Linked DNA regions of Homo sapiens: region 2 is linked to region 1. A link is an interaction called in ENCODE POLR2A ChIA-PET data of the cell type or tissue named here. Cell type or tissue: IMR-90. All regions are shown on one strand. Links, peaks and the distances in the headings refer to the core of each region. The heading gives the core; the rest is flanking DNA. Region 1 has its middle 15 kb from the start of CWC15. Region 2 overlaps FUT4 (fucosyltransferase 4).

Evidence for each region. ChIA-PET counts read pairs that join two places held together with the same protein. Peaks named below come from ENCODE experiments on the same cell type or tissue, not always from the same donor. Only the 100,000 strongest peaks of a DNase experiment are listed, where the experiment ranks them.
Region 2: POLR2A ChIA-PET joins it to region 1 with 8 read pairs; 3 of 35 experiments call an interaction of 5 or more read pairs at or near these places.

The regions. Positions count from the first base shown.
Region 1 is chr11:94,956,892-94,959,809 of GRCh38, forward strand. No RefSeq gene overlaps it. Among named protein-coding and RNA genes, the nearest start is that of CWC15, 15 kb to the right of the region's middle. In IMR-90, for the core only: no CTCF peak of the experiment used is centred there; a DNase peak (open chromatin) is centred at 1,430; H3K27ac peaks cover 678 bases.
Region 2 is chr11:94,549,473-94,552,390 of GRCh38, forward strand. It overlaps FUT4 (fucosyltransferase 4), which reads left to right. Exons shown (of 1, transcript NM_002033.4): 1 at 1-423. The region is part of intron 4 of PIWIL4-AS1 (PIWIL4 antisense RNA 1); the gene reads right to left. Among named protein-coding and RNA genes, the nearest start is that of FUT4, 7.0 kb to the left of the region's middle. In IMR-90, for the core only: no CTCF peak of the experiment used is centred there; no DNase peak of the experiment used is centred there.

The DNA.
Region 1 (2,918 bases), core at 227-2,726:
CTGCTTTTGATACCATGCTTAGAAAGGCCATCCCAGCTCAATATTAACACATATTTACCTATTTTTTCTCCAGTACAGTTTTTTTCCTTCAAATTTTTTAGACCACATGCAACTTATCCTAGAGAACTTGTGAGGTAGCAGTAGGAGAACAGCCCTGTGCTGGCACCCATGACTTCATAGCCATCTCTACAGGCGGCATAGGCAAGATGTGACCTACAGCTGGTCTGAATCTTGGCAGAACACTTTGTATCTCTCCTGGACCCTAAGAACATAGGATGCTTAGGAGGAGCTGCCGCAAGGGGCATTCCTTACTTGTTTCTCATCTCCTGGTTCTGGCGAGGTAGGAGGTGTTCTTCCTCACCACCCTTAGGGTACACCTGGAAGCTATAAAACGTTAGCTGCAGTGTCACACTAGGGTGTCCAATCATTAAGTCACTGTCACTTGGTCTCTTTTGTTTCTGTGTTGCCCTACACCAGGGTCACAGGGACTAGCACCTTTGGCTACTTTCTTCTGAGTCTGACAGTACCCAACGATCTAAATCTAAAAGGATTTTGTTGTTTCCTTATTCACTGAATCTATCAGCCTTGCTTGGCCTTGTGCTTGACAGTAGCAACCTATTTTCTAGCAAATTGTTGGTAAATTTTCCTGACACTATTTACTAAATAGTTCATTCTCTTTTCCATTGTTTTTCTTATTTCTTCTCCTTTTAGAATTTTTTTTCCTATGTACTAAATTATTTTGTAGCTGTGCTAGTATCTGACCTTTTATTATGGTCCATTTTTCCTTCATCTCTTTATTCTGGGGACAGAACCACACTAATTTTTGTACATTTATAATGCATTTAAAAATTGGTAGAGAAAACCCCTCTCATTATTCTTGCTTGCAAGATTTTTTTTTTCTGGATGTTCTTACAAATTTATTCTAATGAAAAATTCTAAAAGAATTTGGTCAAAACACCAATTACATGGGTTAAAAAATATCCCAACCCATTTCGTAATTTCTTTTGGATAGAGAACTGGTATCTTTATACCACTGAGTCTTCTCATCCAGACATATGTATTCCTCCACATTTATTAAAGTCTTATTTAATGCCCCACAAGAGAGTACTGGCATTTTCTTCAAAGAGGTCCTGTACATTTCGTCTTCAGTTTATGCCTATGCATTTTACATTCTCTGTAGCTATCATGAATGGGATTGTCTGTCCATTATATTTCCTAAATGGTTATTGTTTATTACAGGGATGGTGGGGTCAGGGTGGCCTAGCAGGAGGCACAAAGCCAGCTCAGGAACTGGGGCATCTGTGGGGCCTGCTGCCACAGGGAACATGCTTGGATGCTCTGCAAGCTTTGCCATGTCTGCTATCCCAGTTTTCTTCTCGTTAGCAGCTTCTTCCTCCCTTGTGACTTGTTTGAAGTAAACTCTTCAAGAGAGTGACTCACCTCCCAGTTCTTACTGAAAATACTCTCTGGAAATAGGCCTCTGAGACCAAGAGTTAGACTTTGAAGGTGTGAGTGCAGAGGAAATCTCAAGATGCATTAGAATTCTCTTCTCTGAAAAAGTCAAAATATTATTTAAGCCCCCACCCCTCTTTCCCCCTTTCTTGGGCTCCAGCACATACAGAGATGGCTGAGCTCCCAGAAAGCTGCTTCCAATTAGTCTAGGACTTTTAGGAGCCATTTCTCTGCCTCTTTCTGAAAAGGGAGGCTGTTTGAGACCACCCTAGAGAGGAAACCTGGCAGACGCCTCTCTCAGGAGTGTGAACACAACAGGTTTCTTCCTTCTCCTCTCACCTCCTAAAGTGCCTCTGAGAGCTAGGTCAGGTGAGAGAGAACAGGACATTTTAAAAAATACAAAACTCCTAAAAGGGCCCTGCATAAAGATTTCAGGAACATAGATGTATGTGGAGGCTCTGTGGGAGTGTAATTTAGGAAAGATGCTGGTGACACATCTACAACATCACCACAAATAACAACAGCACCACAAATAAAATGACACCAAGCATTTACTAAAAGATGACTCCGAGGTGGATCCCATTTTTTCCATGCTTGACCTTGGCCAATATCCCACCCTTCCAAAGCTCTACCTGTCTCCTCTCCCAACATGAGTGGCTTAATTTAATTAGTCCTATTTCTTTTCTTTCTTTTTTTTTTTGTACTTTTAGTAGAGACGGGGTTTCACCATGTTGACCAGGCTGATCTCGAACTCCTGACCTCATGATCTGCCCACCTCAGCCTCCCAAAGTGCTGGGATTACAGGCATGAGCCACCGCGTCCGGCCTGATTGCCCTATTTCTAAGAAGGTGCCCTAAAGACAGGACAAGCCCTCCCCTGCCCACTGGTGCCTGTGCTTCCGGTATCCAGCAGGAAACTGACCCAGCAGGACCTGATCCTGGCAGGACTCCCCAGGCCTCTGCTCTTTAAGTTGCAGCTTTTCCACCCTGCCTGTATGGGTACCTGCCCCTCCCCAAGCCTGTGCCCATGCCTGCACCAGAAGTAGGCAGTAGAGAACCTGTCCTGGGGAGTCCAGGAGGCAGGGACCTCATGTGACCCAAGCCTCCAAGCCCTGACACATGCTCCACTGTTCCATAACATTTTATTACAAAACACACATTCAAAGATAAAATTATGAACAATTTTAAGACAGCAACGGCTGAGCATTATACCCTGAAGGTGGGCTCCTCCTGAGTGTGGGGCCTGAGCAACTGCACTGGAGCCAGGATGCTGATTTGGATCCTCAGTTAATACTTTTCCTCTGTTTTAGATGATTGGAAATTTGGGTGAGGAAGACAAAGGAATAATCACCCCCACCCTCCAAGAGCGCCCAACAATTCTATAAACTAGGTACTTGTATCACCTCTAATCTTCAGCTTTTTGGGGGAAGTGTTGTTATTGTCACTGTACAAAGGAGGAAACAGGCT
Region 2 (2,918 bases), core at 53-2,552, 410 kb before region 1:
GTTGGGACCTCCTAGTTCCACGTGCTATCATTCTACTAACTGGCACCCTAAGGTTGAAAGTGCTTATCTGCTTTCCAATGTGGCTTCCTTACAGTCTGGAACTGACAATATGCAGGAGCAGTAAACTGGCAGAAAACCAGGAATCAGAGAAAGAAAATATAATTTAACTTTAAAGATGTAAATTATATATATAGTATATTATATATATTTTTAAAGCTTTATATGCCTCAAATATCAGGGAAAGGAGCCAAGTCCTTGGTATTTAGTTTGGTGAATACTTGCATTGAATACATGTCAAGATGTCAAGTCATTTTTGAATGTGTCTCAGGGATTTCTATGCTACACATTCTTTTAACAAATCAAGTATTTATGTACACATGTTCAGATTTTTTGACAAAATGATTAAAATAATGAGATGGAAAATGACTCTGTTTATAATGTATATCCTCCATGCACTAATGTGTTCAGTCGTCACCCATGGGATATTTCTTGGCTTGGGGCAGTTTCTGTAAGTTCACTAGTTCTAGATTGGTAATTGGAATGTGATGGCTTTGCCTCTTCTGTGTTGCACAAAGTCCAATTCAGCCTGTCCTCTTGTTCTTTCTTGCCTGTCTTTTCCACTTTATTCTGAGGAATCATCTCCAAGGGCATAAGTAGTATACTCCTTTCTCTCAGTCCAGTTTATTTTCCTGAGTGCTCTGATGTGATGCCCTCCATGTATTGTCTCTAGCTCCTGTTCACTAAATTAAATGCCATTTTAAAAAGAGTAGGATCAGAACTGGGAACATGATGATGGGCAGAGAGAAGGGGAGGCAAGCTTTCTTCTTAACAGCCGATGCTTAAATTATTGAAATAGGAAAATACGAAGTGGTAATAAACACTAACTATTGTCTCTTCTTTCCTACCTGCCCTCCTCCAACACCACACACACGCACGCACGCACACACACATGCATGCACACACACACACTCTGACATGTTCATTTAAGCACAGACTTTGAAAAATTATGATGGCCAGCTGAAGATAGGAGCAGGATTGGCAAGAAAAAAGGATTCAATAATGAATGAGTAAAAAGAAAAGTGCATTGTAAAATAGAGCAGGTGGTGAATATAGATGGGGAGTGAAGAGGAAAAGAAAGATGGGGGTGGGGATAAAAGTACAAAGTGAAGAGACGATCAGATAGAAGAAAGGCAGAGGCTAGGAAACATGAGAAAAGTAGAGGAAAGATAAGTGTTAAACGGCAAGAGTGGCAGGACAAAGGAGGAACATATGCGGCAAGAATGAGGAAATAGGTTAAAATCTACCATTCTCTGCCACAATGCTGAAAAGAAACCTTTGCTCCAGCTTGAAACGCAGCATCTGTCAGCAAATGGGGAGTCAAATCAAGAAGTCTGAACTCACTGACAGGGAAAGTCAGAAACTTAACAAGAAATCACCTAACATTTTAGCAGAAATATAGAACTGTCCCTTGATTCATGACAACAGATTCTTGAACTTGAATGAATGGTCCTTTTCTTCATCTTGGAAAATTCGCATTCATGGCCACTTTTTCATTTCTAGACAGCATATTTCATCTGTACTCAATATTCACTTTTAAAGAAGTATATTTTGTTATGTTGTCATAATCACCAATTTACTGTTTTAAAGAATAGAAGGCCAGGTGCGGTAGCTCACGCCTGTAATCCCAGCACTTTGGGAGGCTGAGGTGGGCAGATCATGAGGTCAGGAGATGGAGACCATCCTGGCTAACACAGTGAAACCCCGTCTGTACTAAAAATACAAAAAATTAGCCGGACGTGGTGGTGGGTTCCTGTAGTCCCAGCTACTCGGGAGGCTGAGGCAGGAGAATTGCTTGAACCAGGGATTTGGAGGTTGCAGTGAGCTGAGATCATGCCACAGTACTCCAGCCTGGCGACAGAGCAAGACTCCATCTCAAAAAAAAAAAAAAAAAAAAAAAAAGCTATTTCAAGTAAGTTTTAAAGAATTGGATTTTTATGATGGATTTATTTTCAGATCTTCAAATGAATGTTTTAAAAACTTACTGAAGCTGAGTGCAGTGGCTCATGCCTGTAATCACAGCACTTTGGGAGGCCAAGGTGGTCGGGTCCCTTGAACTCAAGAGTTCAAGACCAGCCTGGGCAACACAGAGAAACCCTGTTACTACAGAAAATGCAAAAGTTAGCTGGGCATGGTAGCGCGCACCTGTAGTCCCAATGACTTAAGGGGCTGAGGCAGGAGGATCGCTTGAACTTAGAAGGTCAAGGCTACAGTGAGCCAAGATCGCGCCACTGCACTCCAGCCTGGAGACAAAGAGATCCTATCCCAAAAAAAAATTACTGAATCTCACCTAATATACTAAAAAAAAAATGCCCTATGAGACCATGAGTGCTAAGCATCTTAATCTGAATTATTTTTAAAAGGGGAAGAAATGGGACTAAAATCAGCAACTTTTAACCAACATTTTTCGAGTGGCTTCTATGTGCAGGCACTGTGCTAGGACTTCGGGATGTAAATAAAATTAAAGCAGGGACCCTGCACTCAAAATAGTCTGTTGGACAAGCGTATGCCTTGTCAGGGAAACAGTCGTGTTGAGAAATAATCCCAACACATGATATATATGTTAGATCAAATGTAGAACCAAATAATTTAAATAACTGTCAGTAGGAGCCTCAGAGTTGTCAGAGGATTGCATTTCAGGAATGAATGTCCTTCATCAAAAACTAAGTCATCTTAATGTTATTTCTGGGAAATATAAGTGCTGCAGGCTCCAGTCTCAGCACTTTAGGCACCTGATGGTTTTCACTAATACTGCAGTTAAAAATAAGTGTTATTATTAAGCATCACCTTCAAAATGATTAATCTCTATAGGGATTTTGTTCTCCTAGCAACTAGGAACACCTGCCCTTACCCTATGATTT